Regions from separate parts of the Homo sapiens genome. Here region 2 is linked to region 1. Evidence: read pairs that join two places in POLR2A ChIA-PET (ENCODE). Cell type or tissue: PC-3. All regions are shown on one strand. Links, peaks and the distances in the headings refer to the core of each region. The heading gives the core; the rest is flanking DNA.

What was found. ChIA-PET counts read pairs that join two places held together with the same protein. Peaks named below come from ENCODE experiments on the same cell type or tissue, not always from the same donor. Only the 100,000 strongest peaks of a DNase experiment are listed, where the experiment ranks them.
Region 2: POLR2A ChIA-PET joins it to region 1 with 6 read pairs; 1 of 35 experiments calls an interaction of 5 or more read pairs at or near these places.

Annotation. Positions count from the first base shown.
Region 1 is chr9:16,411,988-16,414,823 of GRCh38, forward strand. It overlaps BNC2 (basonuclin zinc finger protein 2), which reads right to left. Exons shown (of 7, transcript NM_017637.6): 7 at 1-2,836. The region is part of intron 2 of LOC124902125 (a long non-coding RNA gene); the gene reads left to right. Among named protein-coding and RNA genes, the nearest start is that of LINC03041, 140 kb to the left of the region's middle. In PC-3, for the core only: no CTCF peak of the experiment used is centred there; DNase peaks (open chromatin) are centred at 1,684 and 2,684; H3K4me3 peaks cover 597 bases; H3K27ac peaks cover 2,326 bases.
Region 2 is chr9:16,039,040-16,041,956 of GRCh38, forward strand. It overlaps a transcript of CCDC171 not described here. Among named protein-coding and RNA genes, the nearest start is that of LINC03041, 240 kb to the right of the region's middle. In PC-3, for the core only: no CTCF peak of the experiment used is centred there; a DNase peak (open chromatin) is centred at 1,562; H3K27ac peaks cover 1,749 bases.

The DNA of each region.
Region 1 (2,836 bases), core at 337-2,836:
AGTATTTCAATATACAAAAATAGCAGCCAATCTTTGGGCTCAGGGCATTTTGGAATATAACATTTTCATGTATTCTTCCTTTGTACCTTTGGTCCCCATCACTCGATTTTCTAAAGCTCCCTGTACTTGTACTTACCAAAGTTCTTCAAAGTGGAGAATTTACCTTTTACTCATAGGGTGGTCCTTGTTTTAACGATTAAAGTCAAAAGCCTGACGCCATCTTTTTTAGATTGTCAGTCCAGTTTGACAAAAGTTAATCTATCATGTTACACTATGGATTTGGAGGGGTCATTGAAAGATGCATTTGTACACCTACGTCCATGGTTTGATGCCAAGGATAAGAAAAAAAAATGACCACTGTGCGTAACCAGTTTACAACATGTGCACTTTTTGAAGGGGAAGAAAAATATTTTAATCTTTTCCCTACAGATTAGGGGGCAATATAATCTTACTTATGCCACTGACTTGCAGGAAAATTTGCTCTAATTATAGGGCCACACCCATTACTCTCAAGATGGAATTGTTAACACTTAAGTTTTCAAAGAAGCAAAGGATGCCGTCACAGACAGCATCTCTCTACTGACCCTTTATTTAAGAAGTCATCTTGTTACTGTCCACTTAATAGCTGGAGAGGGCATCGAGAGGCAGCCTTGGGCTTCCCACAGATACAGTAGGTGTGTGTATGTGCTTGTATGTTAGGAGGGGAGAATAAGAGGGAAGGAGAGAGAGAGGGGAGAGAGAGAGAGAGAGAGAGAGAGAGAGAGAGAGAGAGAGAGAGACTGACTGATTGTGGATGTGTGTGTACATCAGGGAACTCGATGGGAAAGCCTAGCCCTTGTAGTCAATTTCTCCTTCACAAGGGGATAAACAGGCAATTACGCATCCTTTTATATTTGATGGCCAAGTGCTGAACTGGAAAGCACACTATTAGTTTGTGTCCCTTCAGGGCCAGGGCAATAAGTAGCCAGGAGAGCTGGGCTGAAGCAGAGAGGGTGTTGTCTGCTGTTAGTGTGACAGTCTTGTCAGCAGCGTTCACATTACTGGAAGGTAATAAAGTGACAAGTATGTTATTAGAAAGATACGAGGTGAAATTGAACTGAAGCTTCTTGCTGCTCAGCCCTGGCTTTTTTCTTTCCTCTTTTGTAATGGTCCACTATTTGTTACAGACTGAGCCTTGGTCTTCATATCCTATATAAAAAAGATTTTTTTTTTTCCTGCAGTAAAGGTCAAATGAATTTACAACAGCACTTTAGAGGAGAAGAATAAAGATAGTTTTATGACAACTATAGTATGTTGCTCCAAAAATATATATAGCATTATAATGAACAATAATGCTGATCCAATTCAGTGTACATGTAAAAATGCTTAGTTTTTTTTTTTTTTTTAACCTCCTGTTATTTGGATTTGGATTAAAATCATTTGGATTAAAAAAGATTTGGATTAATCTTTTGGATTAAAAGCATTTGGATTTTTCAACAAATGCCAAAAAGACAGTATGCCGAATAACATAGTTATTGCCGAATGAGCACAGAAAATCATTTTGCGCAAGATGTGGGAAGGATGAGGATGATGAAACTACACAAGGAAGGACGGGTATGTGGGCAACAGTGATGACAGATAACTCACTGGTCAGTTGTACAGCTGGAATTACACAATACTTTTTGAAAATGACCATTTATGGTGAGCAACACTCCAGCTACAGGAAATATGCGACTCGTCTGGGACAGATCAAACATGACCTTAGTACTAACGCAAACAAGACTACCACGTGTGGTTTATCTCTGAGGGAAAATGTGAAGAGAAGTTACTTACATACCTCATAGAACAGTAAATGAGCTCCCATTTTGATCAAGGTCTTTAGCCTAGTATTAATTACAATCATGGCTTTGTTGTGTTGCTACAGTGGCAAGCATGAGTAATGATCAAGAAAGGAACGATCCATGCTGGTGCCATTCGCACCTACTCCTCTGTTAGGATGAAAACGAGGTGTTACCACTGGCCTTTTCTATAGCCTTGCTGACCCCTGGCATCTTTCGGTTCTCAGGGGATTCCAGCAACACTTCCCACTCAAAAACAAAGCAAAAGCAACCAAAACCCCACAATTGTCGGCTCTTCCTGACCCCAAAGGAACTTCAGCTATTTCATGCAGCTGTACTTGCTTTCCTAACCCCTTCCTCAGAGCCGACTCACCTGGTCATAGGAACTCTGCAGGTCCCTACGATCAATACGCTCTCACCCACTGCGAGGCAGAGCTATGCCAGTCTTTTCTCTCGAGCCAACATTTCCAGTGCATTCATGATTTCCTTTTCTAGCTACCCCAAAACCAGGGCAGGAACCGACCCTCTACTTAGTTCTGATGAAAACACTGTGATCCCTCCAGTCTTTCTGGTATCTTTTATTGCTCATCTTACTCATTTAGATCCATCCCCAAAAAATAAACAATGAGAGGGAAAAGCAAAACCACCTAATTTAAATACTTCAAGTTTGGGAGAAGATAAGTGATTTTAAAGAATGAAATTCGTTTGTCATAATTTTAAAAAAGAAGCTCTTAAGAAAAGGGTGTGACCACAGGATGAAAAAAAGTTTCTTCTGGATGATTTGTTTCTTGATGATAGCAGATGTAGCGTGTCTTATGACAGGTGAATTTTATTTACTCTGTTAGTCAATCTAACCCAATGCTAACAGACCAGATACAAGTTAGGACTGCTCAGGTCAAGCTGTCAGCAGTTAGCAGCATGTCCATCTCAATCTGGTGACTAGCTTCTTTATGCTTTAATTGTCAACGGCCCTCATTCTCATTTGCTTGGCACATATCTGGGGTGTGTACAGAGAAAGG
Region 2 (2,917 bases), core at 100-2,599, 370 kb before region 1:
GATGTTTTAACACATCTGTCTCAGGGAAGTAAAGCTGACTTTAAAAATTAGTGAGGAAGACTTTTCAACAAGTCATTTTGGGAATGATAATGAGAGTTGTCCAAATAGTGCTTCTGGTTCCAGCTCAATGAGGTTCAGGGTCCTTCTTAGGCAAATTTTCCGTAGTAAACTCCTATGGGGAGGAGAGAGCAGGATTCTCTGACCTTTGCTGTCACCTGTGCAGGACTCCCTCATGTGGCTGAGGCCCCTATTCCAGCCTTGACTCAGGGAGGGGGTGATTTTGGCATGTGAGTACTGCTGTTATGTAACTTGGCTACGATTTTTTTCCTTCTGCGTTTTAAGTTAGTGCAAGCTATTGTGGCCTCAAGATTCTTTACACACAGCTGAGGCTGCAGAAAGTCACATGCGTTAGTTAGAATGTAGGCTAAATGGCTGTCACAAAGACATGGAAGAATACAGTGGCTCAGAGGAGGCTGATTATTTCTCCTCACGGAACAGTCTAATTTCCCTGCAGGTCGGTAGCCCCAGGAAGGTAGGTGGCGCTGTTCCATAAACTCGTCTAGCCTCCTTCTGCTGTGCTACTCCAGTAGCCCCTAAGGTTGTCCTCTTCCTCATTCTTACATCTGCGTCCCAGCCCATGGGAAAGGCAAGCAGCTACTTTAAAAAGATGTGACCCAGAATTTGCACACATTACTCCTACTCATGTCCCTCTTCTTGGAAATCATCACTCAGTCACATGGCCCCCCTTGAGCTACGTGGGTGTCTGGGAAATACCATCTCCAGCCAGGCAGCCATCTTCCTTGCTTCTGTGTGTGTGTGTAATGGGGTGGGGGGTGGAGGTGGAGTTGTGTTCATTCTATTGCCAGAAGGAAGGAGATTGGACCGGATAACAGAAGAAAATGAGCAGTGTCTGCCACAGCATACAAGCTTATTTCTAATCATCGCCTACTCATTACATGTGAGGGACACTGGAACCTTTCAGAATCTCAGTTTCATCATCTAGAAAACTGCACCTCACAGAGTTGTTGTTAATGGCAATCAAGATGAAGGGAGGGAAGGTGAGGGCCAGCTGGGTGCCCTGTTACCCCCTCACTCCACAGTCCCTCCTCTGCATAGCACAGAGGCCCCTAGCCAGACGCATACTCCACCAGAGAGCCACAGGCATCGTGTTGGAGGCTGGCCAACGCTTTGCCCAGTCCTGCCTCTGTTCCTGGAGCCCCTCTTTCCTTATCTTGATCCCCCCACTTCTCCCTCCCACACCTCCCCAGTGAAGGGATTCTGCAGATTGATGGACTGTCATCTAGAAGGTGGAGGCAGACCTCAGATTCCTGAGTTCTTGAAGGAAAGGGATTAATGAGCCCTCAGAGTTGTCTCTGGGCTGGAGCTCATCTCAGTGCCTGCTCCAGCTGGGACGGCCCACCGCAGAGAGAAAGGCAGGCGGCTGCGAAGCTTTGGTCATGCTGCCCCATAGGTGACCTGTCAGGTTTTGTTTGTGATTGTTTGTGCCCAGTGGTGCAGGTCACACGCTGAGCTCCTCCCAGGAATTTGATTGTTTGCAGTTGTAAAGTGCAGGAGCTTGGATCTGTCCGAGCAGAGGGTTAAATCATAGAGTGTTTTACAAGAGCAGCTATAGGGAATGCCTTGTTTTCTCCTTATATGGCTATTTCTCTCAGTCCAGAATCCCAGGGTGTATTTTACGTGGTTGAAATACACAAATGGAGTAACAGTCTTAGCCAAACATGCTATGTGGCTTTAAAATTAACAAGCTTCTCTCTACTTCTGTACCCCAAACACACATTCACATGCATAGTTTCTGTTGAGACTCTGCAAAGATACTCTCTCTTTTTTTTTCAGCCAAAAATATTTGATGGGGTGAATTTCTACAGTTCCCTTGCTTTATACATAAGAAATATTTCTTTTGAGGAGAGGTGTTTGCAAGCGTGTGGGTCAAATCTAAGCATCAAGTTCTTAATGAGCAGCTACTGTGTGTGTAGCTAACTCTAGGGTATAAAGACAGAATTGGGTGCCCAACATTAAAATATGACAAGGAAAGATGTTTAATGAAAGTTCAAGATGACACTGGGCAAAGTAGCAGAAGGCAGCACTAGGTGAGTAAGCACATGGGCTTCCTTTGCCACAGGGGCTCAGAGGAAGGAGAAATCTGTTCAGATTGGTGTGTTCAGGACAGATTTCATGGAAGAAGTGGAGGTTTCAGCTAGTCGGATTTGGCCAACTAGGTCAGTGGGAGCAGGGAGGCATTTGGGAGCAGGGAAAAGGCCTGAGAGAAAATGCAGAGGAAATAAAATGAAGGAGCTTTTAGAAGACAGCAAATAATCTGGTGTCTAGAGCAAATGGCTCATGCAGGAGAAAAGGAAGTTTAGGTGGGAAAGATAGACTGAGGCTGGGAATGTTCTGTAGAAGTCAGGCGAAGAAGCTGGGGTTTTTGTTTCATGGTAAAGGGAGGGCAATGAAGATTTTTTAGTACTTATTTTGATCTGAACCAGGTGTCTGAGGTTCAGGATTTCCAATAATTTATATTTCTGAAATGTTATTATTTTTTCTTTTAGCCTACCTTAGTGAATATCACTTAACCCAGAAAACTAGGATTGGATTAATTAAATATGATGTTTGGATATTGAAAATAAGAGGGCTTATCGAAATTTCCTTATTGGTGATTTCGTAAATGAGAAATACAGAGTTTAATATTGAATATAGTTCTTGGCCACACCTTCTGGAACACAAATTATGAACTCAGGTTTTGCAGGGAAAAGTTGAATGACCAACCTTCATTCTTTGTGGGCACAGGAGGAAATTTTGGAGAAAAAATTTGGCATTGGATTCAGATCCAGAAACACCATATTCTGAGCAAGTTTAGATGAAAATGTGCATTTTGGGGGCATTTTGGAGATAAAATCTG